4 separate regions of the Homo sapiens genome follow, and regions 2, 3 and 4 are each linked to region 1. A link is a contact called in ENCODE POLR2A ChIA-PET data. All regions are on one chromosome and are shown on one strand. Each heading gives the region's core, a stretch centred on a gene start or an enhancer-like site at or near the end of the contact. The rest is flanking DNA. Distances are from core to core; before and after follow the strand shown. Region 1 holds the start of RAP2A (RAP2A, member of RAS oncogene family). Region 2 holds the start of EXOSC8 (exosome component 8). Region 3 holds the start of TDRD3 (tudor domain containing 3). Region 4 holds the start of CLN5 (CLN5 lysosomal BMP synthase).

Region 1 (3,039 bases), core at 275-2,774:
AAAAATATATTCAGTGAATTTAAGAGAAAACAAACATTTTAAATCATTTATCAGCCATATTTCCAAAATGTATACTTTAGAAAAGAATTTATATATATATATAAAGGCTTATTAACATTAACTTTAAATTAGCTAATACTTGTGTCACACTTTTGAAGAAGCTTCTGTTTTGTTTCCAGGAACTGGTGGTGGTGGTGTGGTGGTGTTTTTTTTTTTTTTTTTTTTTTGGAAGGGGTTAAGGCGGCTATATTAAAAACAAAAAAACAAAAACAAACAGTTAAGCTGCATTCTTTTCCTGTGAATGGCTTATTTGTACTCCTCTGTTAATATTCTCGAAACCCCATTTAGCTTATGATGTCTTCAAATAATTTAATAATCTGTCTTTAAAGTTTTGCACTAAATTAGAGACTTAATTTTTGTAAAACGCCTTGGAACCATAAACCTTTAACGAGATGAGAAAGGTCTCCTTCCTCTGGACTTGACTTTACTGTATAGGTGTGTGAGCGATTTTTACTGTCAAACATTGCCAAGGCAGATTGTTGTTGTTCAGTCTGCAAATGTCTCGACTATACCTGCACAGTTCCTCTCTTCCCAAGACAAATCTATCCACCCCTTTCCCCCCTGCAAGTTTTAAACTTTGTTTCCTTGGGGGCTCTGTAACAAGCAATGCTAACAACGTCCAAGAGACAAAGAGCTGTTCTGTGGGCTAACACGATGCCAAATTTTAGTTGTGAAACAAAGCACTCAAATTTGAGATTGAGGAGGAGGAGCAGAATGACAATAGTAAAGCCTCCAGCTTGGAGCCACCCCCCAGAAAGCCCCTTCCCCGGAGCCCCGCGCGGGGAGTTCCAGCCCCGGGACGGTGACTCCGGGGTGCAGCCGCCAAGCCCCCGTGTGCCCTCGCTCACCGCTTCACGCGGATGATCTGGTCCCGCATGGGCTTGATGTCCTGGAAGCTCTGCTGGTTGACGAGGCTGTAGACGAGGATGAAGCCCTGGCCGTTCTTGATGTACAGGTCCCGCATGGACGCGAACTGCTCGGTGCCCGCCGTGTCCAGGATCTCCAGCACCGACGGCGACGAATCCACCTCGATCTCCTTGCGGTAGAAGTCCTCGATGGTGGGGTCGTATTTCTCGATGAAGGTGCCGGTCACGAACTGCACGGTCAGGGCGGATTTGCCTACCCCGCCCGAGCCCAGCACCACCACTTTGTACTCGCGCATCGTCCCTCCGCGGCCGCCGCCGCCGCCGCCGCCCGCGACATAGACCTACGCCGGCCGCGCTGCGCCCCCAGCCCCGGCCCCGGCGGCCCGCCCCGCCGCCTCCCGCTGCCGCCCCCACCTCACAGCCGCGGCGGCCCCCTGGGCGCCGGCGGCGGCGGCGGCAACTGAGGGAGCAGCGGCCCTGGGCATGGGCCGGGCCGAGCCGGGCGGCGATGCGGCCCCGTAGGCACCGGGTGGGACTGAGGGCGAGCAGAGAGAGAGACCGGGAGCCGCTGGTGCCGCCCGAGCCGCGGGCCCGCAGTGCCGCCCGCCCCGCCCCTCGCGCCTCCACGCCCAGATCCCCGCCCGCCGCCGCCGCCGCCGCCGCCGCTACCCCCAGCGCTCGAGCGCGCGCCCGAGCCCCAGCCGCAGCGCGGCCAGGGGCGGGGTCCGGCGGCCGGGGCGGAGCCCGCGGCGCAGCCCCGCCCCCGCCCCCTAGGCGACGGGCCGCGAGCGCTCCCGAGAGGCTTTGCGGGGCTCGGAAGCTTCTGCCCGCGCGGAGATAAACAAGCACCGCGACCGCCGAGCAGCGCCGAACCCAGCGCGCCCAGTCAGACCCCAGGGCCTGTGTACCGAGCATGCGCAGTTCCCGCCCAAGCCAGGAGCAGCGTCAACCTGAGACTCCCGAGACATTAAGAATTCGGAAGGGATGAGATGGTAGAGGGGCTAGAGCTACCTCCAAGCTTTATCCTGAGGCGGGGAGTGAAGGAGAGATGCCCAAGGCCCAAGAGGGGCCGCGAGGGCCTTTGTCCGATGCCACCCAGTCTGTCAGCACTCCTAGAGCTTTGGTTTTATCTTGTATTAGCATGTGAAGCTTTAAGGGGGGGGCACCTACAGGCTTCTGACTGAAGTTGTGTAAACGCAACAAAATGAAGCTTTGGAGCGTTAGGACATTGATGGGAGGGTGACGCCCCCCTCTAGCAGCGCGCCAGAGGGGCGAGTCAGAGGCGGCCACACACCACGGAAGTCGGGTCCAAGCCCGCTGACGTCGCCGGGGTCCCGCCCACCAACCCTCTGGACCCGCCCACATTTCTTCTAGACCCGCCCCTTTCGGTGCCGAACTGAAGTCGAGCTCTTCCCACGCCCTGTCAGCCACGGGTGAGTTGAAAACCTGGAGAGCGGAATCCCGAACGGCAGCCGGAAGGCCCTGGACTCCTCATAGCAACAGCCAGCTAGGGGCATCTAGTGGGAAGCTGGGATTCATTCTAGCCAACCACATCACGTCTCTGTACCACAAGGTACCATTCACGACCAATAAGAGAGCGCCCCCATACCACGTGCCTTTACTCCTTCAACCAATCGAGAAAAACGCTAGTCGTAGGATCCGCAAGCCCACCTCCCAGTGCCTTGCCAGGCGGGGCTCTTCGCGCACGCTCTGCCAACCAATCGTAGGTGAGCTGGCGAGTGACGGAAGCTTCGGCCAAGCCAACCAGAGCTCGCGAGCCCCTTGCCACCGAGGCCGGCGGGATGGAGACAGGGACCGGCTGCTGGGGTTTGGGAGGGGCAGAGATTGAGGAGCCAGTTGCTGTGCCCTGTTCTGGCAAAAGAACAAGATGCGTTGCAAGCCAGAATGATGAATTCCACTTTTCACGTCGCCTCCGTGGCATTCTGCCTAAATGATGGGCATGGAAATGGTGCTGAGGGATGTGGGCTGAATCGAGAACACAGGGACTTTTGTCTTCAGGGTGAGAAATGTTCCGGTCCTTAAGGAAACATCGTGCAGCAGTTGCATGGGTCTTCCAGGCGTTCCTCCCAAAACATTATTTTTTTTCTTTCAC
Region 2 (3,039 bases), core at 388-2,887, about 60 Mb after region 1:
TTTTACACACACATTAAATGTTACTTCAAATGGATTAATTTAAATTACTTGAAATTCATCTTTAAAAGCAGCTCGTTATCAAAACGCATAACATGTACATAACCTTTACTCACCAGAAATCTCCTGTAATACTCCAGAGGTTCCACGGTTCTGAAACACGTGTTAAAAATATATCTGAGATAAACTGATGAATCTTAACATAAATCCAGAAATTGGCAAAGATCTTAAGTGTGGTGATGCAGCATAAATCTCCACAACTTTTTAACTAAAAGTAATTCTAGAAAGTAAAAATCCTTGTAGTAGCAATCACATTCAATTGCTGTCCTTAACTCTGCCATAAACGATTAGAAGATTGGCGTCTAAAAGCCCTTTGAGTGAGCTCTTTAAAAGCTCAATCTGTGTCAAAAGAATCATGTCGTTCTTGCTCTGAAACAAGGATTCAGAGTGATCTAGTGATCATGAAAAAAGATTATTTTAATAATCTAGTGATCATGAATAGTTAACCTCTTACTAGATAACTCAGGAAACAAAAAGGTACATCTTTATTTTCACTGTAAGTGAAATTTAGCATATTCTTCAATTATGACTGTAAGCAATAAGCCATAGTAACATTAGCAGTACCTGCAACTTTAACAACCACGGAGACCACAGATGTTTTCGTTTGCACCCTTTAGCTGTGTAAGGTATGTTCAGGCTCACCGTTACTTTGAAATCCCAGGAGTTACTACTAGTCTCGCCACTAGATCTTGTTTACGAAGGTTAATTTTAAACCAAGTATATATACTACTATATCGTGTCTTCGGAGTTTATACTCATAGATAACTATTTCAACATAATGGATTTCCTTTGGAATCCTATTTATTTTATCCATTTTTTAAAAACTTTAAGAAAGTCCACTGGCTTCACACACACAAAAACCTTCCAAACGAGGCATGATCCTTTTAGAAATAAATTACGGGAGAGGGAGAAGCAGGCGGTATGTGGTTCTGATGCAACAATCTTGATTGATTGATTCTGACAGAGTCTCACTCTGTCGCCCAGGCTGGAGTGCAGTGGCGCGATCTCGGCTCACTACAACCTCTGCCTCCCGGGTTCAAGCGATTCTCCTGCCTCAGCCTCCTGAGTAGCTGGGACTACAGGCGCCCGCCACCACGCCCGGCTAATTTTTATATTTTTATTAGAGACAGTGTTTCACCATGTACACCAGGCTGGTCTCGAACTCCTGACGTCAGGTGATCCGCCCGCCTCGTCCTCCAAAGTGCTGGGATTACAGGCGTGAACCGCCGCGCCCGGCCACAATCTTTAAAAGATTACAACTATGTCTCCTGGGACTGCACGTTCACTACACACCACGCTCACGAGCGCTCGCAGCGGGTATGGAACTCTACAGAGTCCTTTCATCTCCCGTCTCACTGAGGAAGAAGCCCTTTCTTTTCACTGTGACAACCTCCAGGTCCTCCCGCCCATCGTCTGCCTCGACGAGGAAGGAAATGGCACCCCAACGGGGTCGGCCTCCAGGTGAGAGAATCCCAGCTAAGAGTTAAAGGAAGCTGCCGTCCGCCAGGGTACAGAACTCTACCCGCCACCCGCCAACACTCACTTGAACCCAGCCGCCATCTTCCCGCCCGCGCGTCTGCGCCTGCGCCGCTCCTCTCCTGCGCGCCTGTTCCGCCGCCGCACTTTCGACACGGATGCCGGGGCCGCTCACGCCACGGGAAATGCCAAGGTGGGGACGCGACGAAAGGTCCCTGGCCCGCCCTCGCATCGACTTTCCCCTGCCCAGACGCCTTTCTAGGTTTCCTTGCCTTGGACGTATTTTGACGAATCTGCTGTTAAAGAAGGAGCGGGTCTCCCTCTTTATAAAAGAGCTGGTGCTGTGACTCAGAATAACACCAACAGTTCGGAGATAACAGGGTTTCTAGCGCAGAATCAAGCAGTGCGTGTGGAGCGTTATTCCAATGTTTCTGCGTCTTTTTTCTGCCTGTGACTTAGGCTCAGCCCTGGCCTTGCCTCTTCACTGGTCAAGGGCTCCGTGCTCCAACACATGAGAAACCTGAACTTTTTTTTTTTTTTTTTTTGAGACAGAGTCTCGCTCTGTCGTCCAGGCTGGAGTGCAGTGGCGCGATCTCGGCTCACTGCAAGCTCCGCCTCCCGGGTTCACGCCATTCTCCTGCCTCAGCCTCCCGAGTAGCTGGAACTACAGACGCCCGCCACCGCGCCCCGCTAATTTTTTGTATTTTTAGTACAGACGGGGTTTCACCGTGTTAGCCAGGATGGTCTCGATCTCCTGACCTTGTGATCCGCCCGCCTCGTCCTCCCAAAGTGCTGGGATTACAGGCGTGAGCCACGGCGCTCGGCCGAGAAACCTGAACTTTCTGTGCGCTCATTGTCCGCACCACGTTCTGCTCTGCAGGTCCCGGAGCTGAGGGCTCCTAAGCATCACCTTGTGTTGTAGACTGTGTCGTGCTCAAGGCTGCCATCTCCCTCCTAGGTGGGGTTACCAGATAAAATACAGGATACCACGTTAAATTTGAATGTCTGATAAACACAGCGTGGTTTTTTTGTTTTTTGTTTTTGTTTTTTTGTGGGTTTTTTTTTTTTTAAAGCATGAGTATGCCCCAAATAGAGCATGCAATTAGTTGTTGCCAGAACCTGGAGGGAGCTGGGAAGGCTTTACAGATAGATAGTGGTGATGGTTGCACAGTATGTATGTAATTAATGCCACTCACTATTGTAAACTTAAAATGATTAAAATGGCAACTTTTTATTTTACCACAGTTTATAAAAACTAATGTAATAAACCAGAAACCTGTAACTGGATGAGTCGTATGGTATGTGGCTATCTTAATAAGGCTGTTAAAAACATGATTAGTTTTTTAATCTGAAATTCAAATTAAGTAGACGTCTTGCATACTTGATAAACCTGGCGCCCCGCTGTGGAACCTAGCGCTCCTCTCCACCGACTGGGCGCCGAGGGCACGAGAGCGGCGTTTTCTCCGCCTCGCCACGCGGGGGCGCTGCGGCCAGCGGGCGCGACCT
Region 3 (3,039 bases), core at 186-2,685, about 37 Mb after region 1:
GCTCTTTGCCTCAGTCTCCTCACCTGTAAAATGGGGTGTATAATAACACAAGTGCCTTTAAAATCAGGAGGGGCTTCTTCAAAGCACAGTTGTGATTATATCCCTCTACTGATCAAAAACTTTATTCACAAAATCAAATCCACATCTTTCACGAACCATATAGATCTTGTGTAGGTTCTGCAAAACAATAAGCGCTTCCCTGTGTCATCTCCAGCAGCTCTGTGCTAGAAAGCCTTTTCCTTACCATCTTTCCAAGTCCACTTTAGGAAAGTAACTCTCCCTCCCATTCCACAGTGCACTCATCTGTTCCTCTGTACGTACGGTTTATCACTATTCCCCCTGGTTTTGTTTGGTCTTTTAATGCCTCACTCTTTCTCCTAAAGCAGTAATTGCAGAGAGCCGTTGCAAATCTTTTTCATCCCCGTTCCTACCCTTCATCCCAGAATGTGCCTGTGCAAGCCTGGGAAAAGCGTTACTGAATTAAACGGGATGATTACAACCGTAATGGCCGCAATTCCAGAAACTGCCTAATTTCGCATAATTTTGTATTGTTTTCAAATCCTGAAAATCTTGACACGAAAGGCCTCTTAAAATCAGAACACCATCCTTTCAAGAAAAGTTCTACCGAGCACCCCCACGAGTTGACATTGCGGTCATTCTTAGCTCCAGAAGTTGTGTGTGTGCCGCGGAAGGCAGATTCACACTGGTCCACACTGTACTTTGAAATAAGGGGTAAGAAGAGGCGGCTCCGGCCGCAGCGCGGGCTGTGCTCTGCTCTGCCCTCAACTTCCTATGGGCCCGCGGGCTCCGGCCGCGTTCGTCCCTCTCCGCCGCACTTCGTTCCCAGCCCTCGCCTCCCGATCCCGCTGCAGAAACACCCCCTCCCCGGAGAAGCCGCGCGGACGGCGCTGCAGGTCCTCCCCGGCGCTCCGGTCGGCCGGGGTCTGGGCCGCCACCCGCCCGGCTCGCGGCCCCCGGCCTCTCCCCAGGCCCGCCGCCCGCCGCCCGGGGCCCAGGCCCGCCGCCCGGGGCCCAGGCCGCCGCCGCCGCCGCCTCCAGGGGACCTAGGGGAACTCGCAGGGCTCCGCGTGGCGCCGGGGGCGGAGCCGGCCCGAAGGGCCCGGGGAGAGGCCGGGGGCGGACGACAGCCTCCGCCTACCCCGACACGCACCCCGCCGCCCCCAACCCAACCTCCCTGGGGCCCCGGCCCGCACCCGCGGCCCGGCAGCCGGCGGGACTCGCCACTTACCAACCCGCCTGGGACAACGCCGCGCCGGCCACCTGGGCCATGGTAGCTGCTTAGGCCGGGGGTGGTGGGGGGCTGGGGTGGGGGTGATGGGGAGGCCTCCTACTTGAGACCCCCCCCCTTAAAAAAAAAAAAAGAAAAGAAAAGAAAAAACTCCTCTGGTCGGCTCTGCAACTGGGCATGCTCAGTGCGGCCGGCGCTTCCGCGTGCGGGTTCCGCTCGCCGCGTTTTCTGAGCGGCCGTAGGGGCCGGCCTGGTGTGGGGCTCCCAGGCTGCGGAGCTCCGGGACCTGATCCACCAAACACCGGCTGGTGGCTGGAGTCAGGACGGTTCAGGGACTTTGCCTCTTCCCCGAAGGCTTTTACTTGTTTTGGGGGGCGCTTTTCTGAGTTGCACACCTTGGAAAGTCGCGAGGAGGTTCTTCGTAGAGCAAAAGTGTGGCGTTTGCAGCGCCCACAGGCGGCCACCTCAGAGAGGGCAGGATAAGGCCTGAGGAGACTGACGGGTTGGCTGCGAGGGAACGCGTCCAGGACCGCGCTAAAAAGGTCACGTTGCGGGCAGCAAAACTCAGAGGTGTCCCCAGCCCATTCTGCACAAAAGTTTACTTTCTTATAAACACTCGTTCCCTTCACCTCGCCTTTTGGTCCGCCCGGACGCAAAGAAAAAATGCAGCTCAAGCTTTTTTGAGTCCCCGCGGGCAGATCGAGTTGCCCCAGTCGGACACCACAGTGAAAATGCCCTGGTCAGCCCAAGAAAACCTGCTTTTAGGGGACATGGGGAAATGGGGCAGTTGTGTCAGTGCTTGTTTTTCCTGTTGCCCTCCCCCTGGGACCATCCGTGTCCTAGCGCGGCCCTGCCACCTTGGCTCTGTACTGCCAGATCTGGCAACCACAGCCGCTTCCCCGCCGATGCCCTTCGCCCGCGCTGTAGAGGGCTGGGGCGCAGGGTGGGTCCCTGAGTGGGCATGCGCGCCGCCGTCGCCCAGCGGCACGGCGGACGCTACCGCGCGATTGGGCGTCCGTGACTCACGCTGGCCAATCAGAGAGGAACAGGCGGAAGGGTACGCGGGCCCAAGAGGCGCTCCCTAAAAGTTTGCTCCACCTTCTTGGTCTTTCACCTCTGCGGCGTCCCGTATTGCGGGGAAAAAGGCTTCTAAGGGGCAGCGTCCCCATCTGCCAGGTCAGGGGAAGAAGACTGTTAGGAACTTAATCCCTATCTCCGCCGCTTGCCGCTGCCCCTGCTTCTAAGGGCATCATCAAAAACAGACTTGGAGCAGAGACTGCGGAACTGGGCAGAGGCGCTCTTGGGATTGGGGAGGAAATTGGCAGTTACGGAAGGAAGGGGATAATTGCCCTGGGTGGAGCTAAAATTCCTTAATACAGATTTTTCTCATTTCAGCTGGGGTATTCCGTTTGGTCTTCCCAAAAGTCATAGTTATAAAATCGCGATGCTTTCGTTAGATGGAATGCTATTGAGATTTGCTCCCAAGTATATTGTTTAGATAATTTTAGATCACAAGTAGCTCCATCCTGTTCGCTGCAATGTGCAGTAGTATGCAGTGTTTAAGTCATACGTATGCTACAGGTATATTTCAATTTATAGTCATCGGCCATCATATACAGGAGCCAGGAATAGATATGCCATTTTAAAGGTAAATAGATGACTCAAAAATAAATTGCCAATAATTTTTATTGGCGGTTAGAATTTTCTGTTACCAATTATTTACATTTTTCAGTTAGTGTAACCTGTTAACTATGAAAATATGTTGTACCAATCATCAGAATTTCTCACTG
Region 4 (3,039 bases), core at 202-2,701, about 20 Mb after region 1:
TAGTCAACACCTTGCCCTAATGTTAAATCAAATCGTTTGGATTTACAATTCTTGTTCTATTGAGTAATTTTGACTTCTTACAAACATTTTATTATTAACATTTTCCAGAAAACTAGCTTCAACCACAAACTTCTCTTTCCACGTAGTATATCACACAAAACAAAAAAGTGTTGTAAACATTTCAGTGAGCAGAATACACTATCTAGGTTTGACAACAGCTGGCATTTTACTAGATTTAATCCTTCCAGCAAACCTATGAGGTACGTGCTACCACTATTCCTATTTTTTGACTCAGGGCATGTGGGCACAGAGATTCTGAGTAACTTTCCCAAGATCCCTGGTGATGACAGAGCCAGATTTGACCCGCAGCAGGCAGAACTCCTTCCCACTCATACTGTCATACAAAATAGCTGTTTTTTTCAGGTTTGTTGTGTGCAGTTTTAGCTGTTGATTACTTATGCTAGTAAGTTAAAATTATGTCCAATGATGCTTTTGGTTTAAAGAAAAATAGCTGTTTTCAAAAACTGCTGGTCTTTCTCCTGCCTGATGTTGACACCATGTTTTCTTTCTCTGTGTTTAGCTATCTCTGACCGCCGGAGGCTGTGTCTTCTCTGTCAAAGGCTGGAATCGACCTCCCAGGTGTGCGGGCTCTGTCCCCGACTTAGGACCGGCGTCCTACCTCCAGGCTGAAGACTGGACAAAAGCGGTGACAATCTTCCCGGTCTAACCAGGACTGCAGGAGACGGGGATTCCCGGGATGCGCGACTTTTGAGGGCAAAACTGGGAAGTCCCAATAAGGACTTCGGATCAGGTTCTGATCAGGTTCAAACCAGAGCGAGTTGGTCGCCCAGTAAATTGTACCAAATGTTCCGCGGTAATAACTAACGACAGTGCATGATATAAATAAATGCGATAGACAGTGTTTTTAAACTACTCAAGAAATCAGCTACTTGTACCCAGAAGTCCCTCCATTAAATAACATTACTCTCCTTTTCTTCTTCCACGATTCAGGACTGTCCTGAGTCTGCCGCAAGTGACCAGAGGGGACGAAAGGTCCCAGGGCTGCACGTAACGAGCGGCTGCGACTCCCCAGTCCTCAACTTTGCTCTCAAGTGCGCTCCGAGCGTCACCCGGCGCTGTCCCCGCACCATCTCGTGACCCGACACAAACCACGGTGAGCAGGGGTCCCCGCCCCAGCACCCCATCCCCCATCGTCAACGCCGACCCCAACCCCGACAGTGCGCGCGCCGCCGCACTCACTTGTAGGGCACCGGCCAGTGGCGCCGGGAGGGGATGCCCGAGACCCGGGACCAGCCCGGAACCACCGCGAGCCAAAGCAGCGCCAGGGCCCAGCACCAGGAAGCGCGTCCCCGAGCCGCGCCCGCGCCCCGCCGCATCTCGGCGCCCTGTGCCGTGTCTACCTCCTGCGCCATCAGGCTGCACCCAGTACTTCCGGAGCCTCTCGAGGCCTGCGACGCCGGTGGGAGGAGCATGCGCGGAGCCGCCAGTCCGGGACGCGGGGCGCCTTGCCCCTGCGCGTCAGCTCCAGAGCTTGGCCCCAAGCGCAGGTTCCGGCGCATGACACCTCCCCGCGCCCGGCCCGCGGCGGCTTCCACACTTTGCAGTCCAGGAAGGTGCTTTGGTCTGGCTCCCAGGAGAATTCGATCCAGACCTGGGGCGTCATCTTTTATGAATTGACCTGTCCTTGCCCAAAAGCCACCACCAAAACCAAAAATCTGTCACCGGGGCTCCTCCCAACACCGAACTTTTACCCCATCCCACAGGGCCCACGCTAGGTGTCAACAAACGTTGAGTGAACGAGAATGTGTATTTGGAGCTGAGGGTGCAGGGCTGGGGGTGCAGTGAGGAAGAAGGGACAATAGTGCGGAAATGGCTCGTCGTCACCCGACCTGGGCCAGTCATAACAGTGGTTAACACTGACAATATGTGGTCCCTGCCACTCCCCAAGTGCTTAGTGGGGAAATGACTCGTCCTCACTCGACCTGGGCCAGTGATAACAGTGGTTAACACCGACAATATGTGGTCCCTGCCACTACCCGAGTGCTGCCGAATCTACCCCCTCCCCTACCGCTCCCCTCACAGGCAGGTGTTCCTTGCTTGGATCTGTCACTTCACTGGAAAGAAGTTTCTGCATCACCTTCTCTTCTTTGACTCTTCAACTAGGTCAAGAAAACAATGGCATCAATTACCCGGCTTTTGAGGAGCCTCTTGTGGCATGCTTTGCTGTTAGGCACAAATACTGACTTAAGTCTATACGTAGTACATTCAGGGCCTTGCCATAGTCACTTGTTTTTACCAGACAGCAGTTTTGCAGGGCCTTAGACCGGGACTTTCCAATTCCTTCACTTCACCCACAACTCGTGTGAAGCATCATAATGTTTGTAAGCCTATGGGAATAAGCAAGGTGGCTTCGGTAGCCGGAGATGACCACCACAATCCATTGGAGGATATGTAGCTTGTGGGGGTGTCACTGACTTCCTTGGGCCCTCCAGGTCTCTTGATTACATATGGGACTCAGTACCCTGCCCCAAACACACACTCCTTTGCCCACTTGCTGCTCCAGGTTTGGGGGTTTTGCGGAGGTTCAGGCTGGGCTGCATTTTACCATACGTTTGTCTAAGCGTTTTGATAGCTACCTAGCTCTCCTCCGTATACTATGGCCAAATTCAAAATTACCAAGGCTAAACTGGCTTCTTCAAAGACCTGCCCAAGATAAGAGGGGGAAGCATTCTAGCCCTGAGAGCTGAAATGTAATGTCTGATTTGAAGGGCACCTGAAGGATTCCGTGGCCCCACACTTGAGCCTAGCTTAAAAAGCAATCAGCAGGAACAGCTTTAAAAAAAAAAAAAAACATTGATTAGAGCATTTACAAATCCTGGAACCATACACAGTATGATGTATGAGGGCCACAGTAGATGGCCTCAACAACCAGAGCCTCCGTGGCTGCCTGGAGAGCGGTGATGCAGGCAGCAGCTTCATGAGATATTTGCAGTTTAATCCAGTCATCTGCAAGCACAA

The links. ChIA-PET counts read pairs that join two places held with the same protein, here RNA polymerase II (POLR2A).
Region 2: POLR2A ChIA-PET joins it to region 1 with 11 read pairs in CD4-positive, alpha-beta T cell. The contact joins the promoter of EXOSC8 here to the promoter of RAP2A in region 1. POLR2A ChIA-PET finds 5 or more read pairs at or near these places in 2 of 52 experiments (CD4-positive, alpha-beta T cell and naive thymus-derived CD8-positive, alpha-beta T cell).
Region 3: POLR2A ChIA-PET joins it to region 1 with 12 read pairs in CD4-positive, alpha-beta T cell. The contact joins the promoter of TDRD3 here to the promoter of RAP2A in region 1. POLR2A ChIA-PET finds 5 or more read pairs at or near these places in 2 of 52 experiments (CD4-positive, alpha-beta T cell and activated B cell).
Region 4: POLR2A ChIA-PET joins it to region 1 with 10 read pairs in CD4-positive, alpha-beta T cell. The contact joins the promoter of CLN5 here to the promoter of RAP2A in region 1. POLR2A ChIA-PET finds 5 or more read pairs at or near these places in 3 of 52 experiments (CD4-positive, alpha-beta T cell, OCI-LY7 and naive thymus-derived CD8-positive, alpha-beta T cell).

Annotation. Positions count from the first base shown.
Region 1 is chr13:97,432,654-97,435,692 of GRCh38, reverse strand. RAP2A (RAP2A, member of RAS oncogene family) reads right to left here and starts at 1,524. Exons shown (of 2, transcript NM_021033.7): 1 at 909-1,524. The coding sequence starts at 1,222. RefSeq lists silencers at 1,348-1,407, 1,428-1,787 and enhancers at 1,938-1,987, 2,008-2,137, 1,409-2,340, 2,288-2,427.
Region 2 is chr13:36,999,384-37,002,422 of GRCh38, reverse strand. EXOSC8 (exosome component 8) reads right to left here and starts at 1,637. Exons shown (of 11, transcript NM_181503.3): 1 at 1,601-1,637; 2 at 114-150. The coding sequence starts at 1,617. RefSeq lists enhancers at 1,068-1,127, 1,348-1,607, 1,808-1,897, 2,358-2,407 and a silencer at 2,868-3,039.
Region 3 is chr13:60,395,616-60,398,654 of GRCh38, reverse strand. TDRD3 (tudor domain containing 3) reads right to left here and starts at 1,435. Exons shown (of 14, transcript NM_001146070.2): 1 at 1,250-1,435. The coding sequence starts at 1,290. RefSeq lists enhancers at 584-633, 1,514-1,713, 1,563-2,075, 1,784-2,113, 2,444-2,513 and a silencer at 804-1,373.
Region 4 is chr13:76,990,493-76,993,531 of GRCh38, reverse strand. It overlaps CLN5 (CLN5 lysosomal BMP synthase), which reads right to left and starts at 1,451. Exons shown (of 4, transcript NM_006493.4): 1 at 1,261-1,451. The coding sequence starts at 1,433. RefSeq lists an enhancer at 1-1,146 and silencers at 1,168-1,407, 1,868-1,937, 2,028-2,117.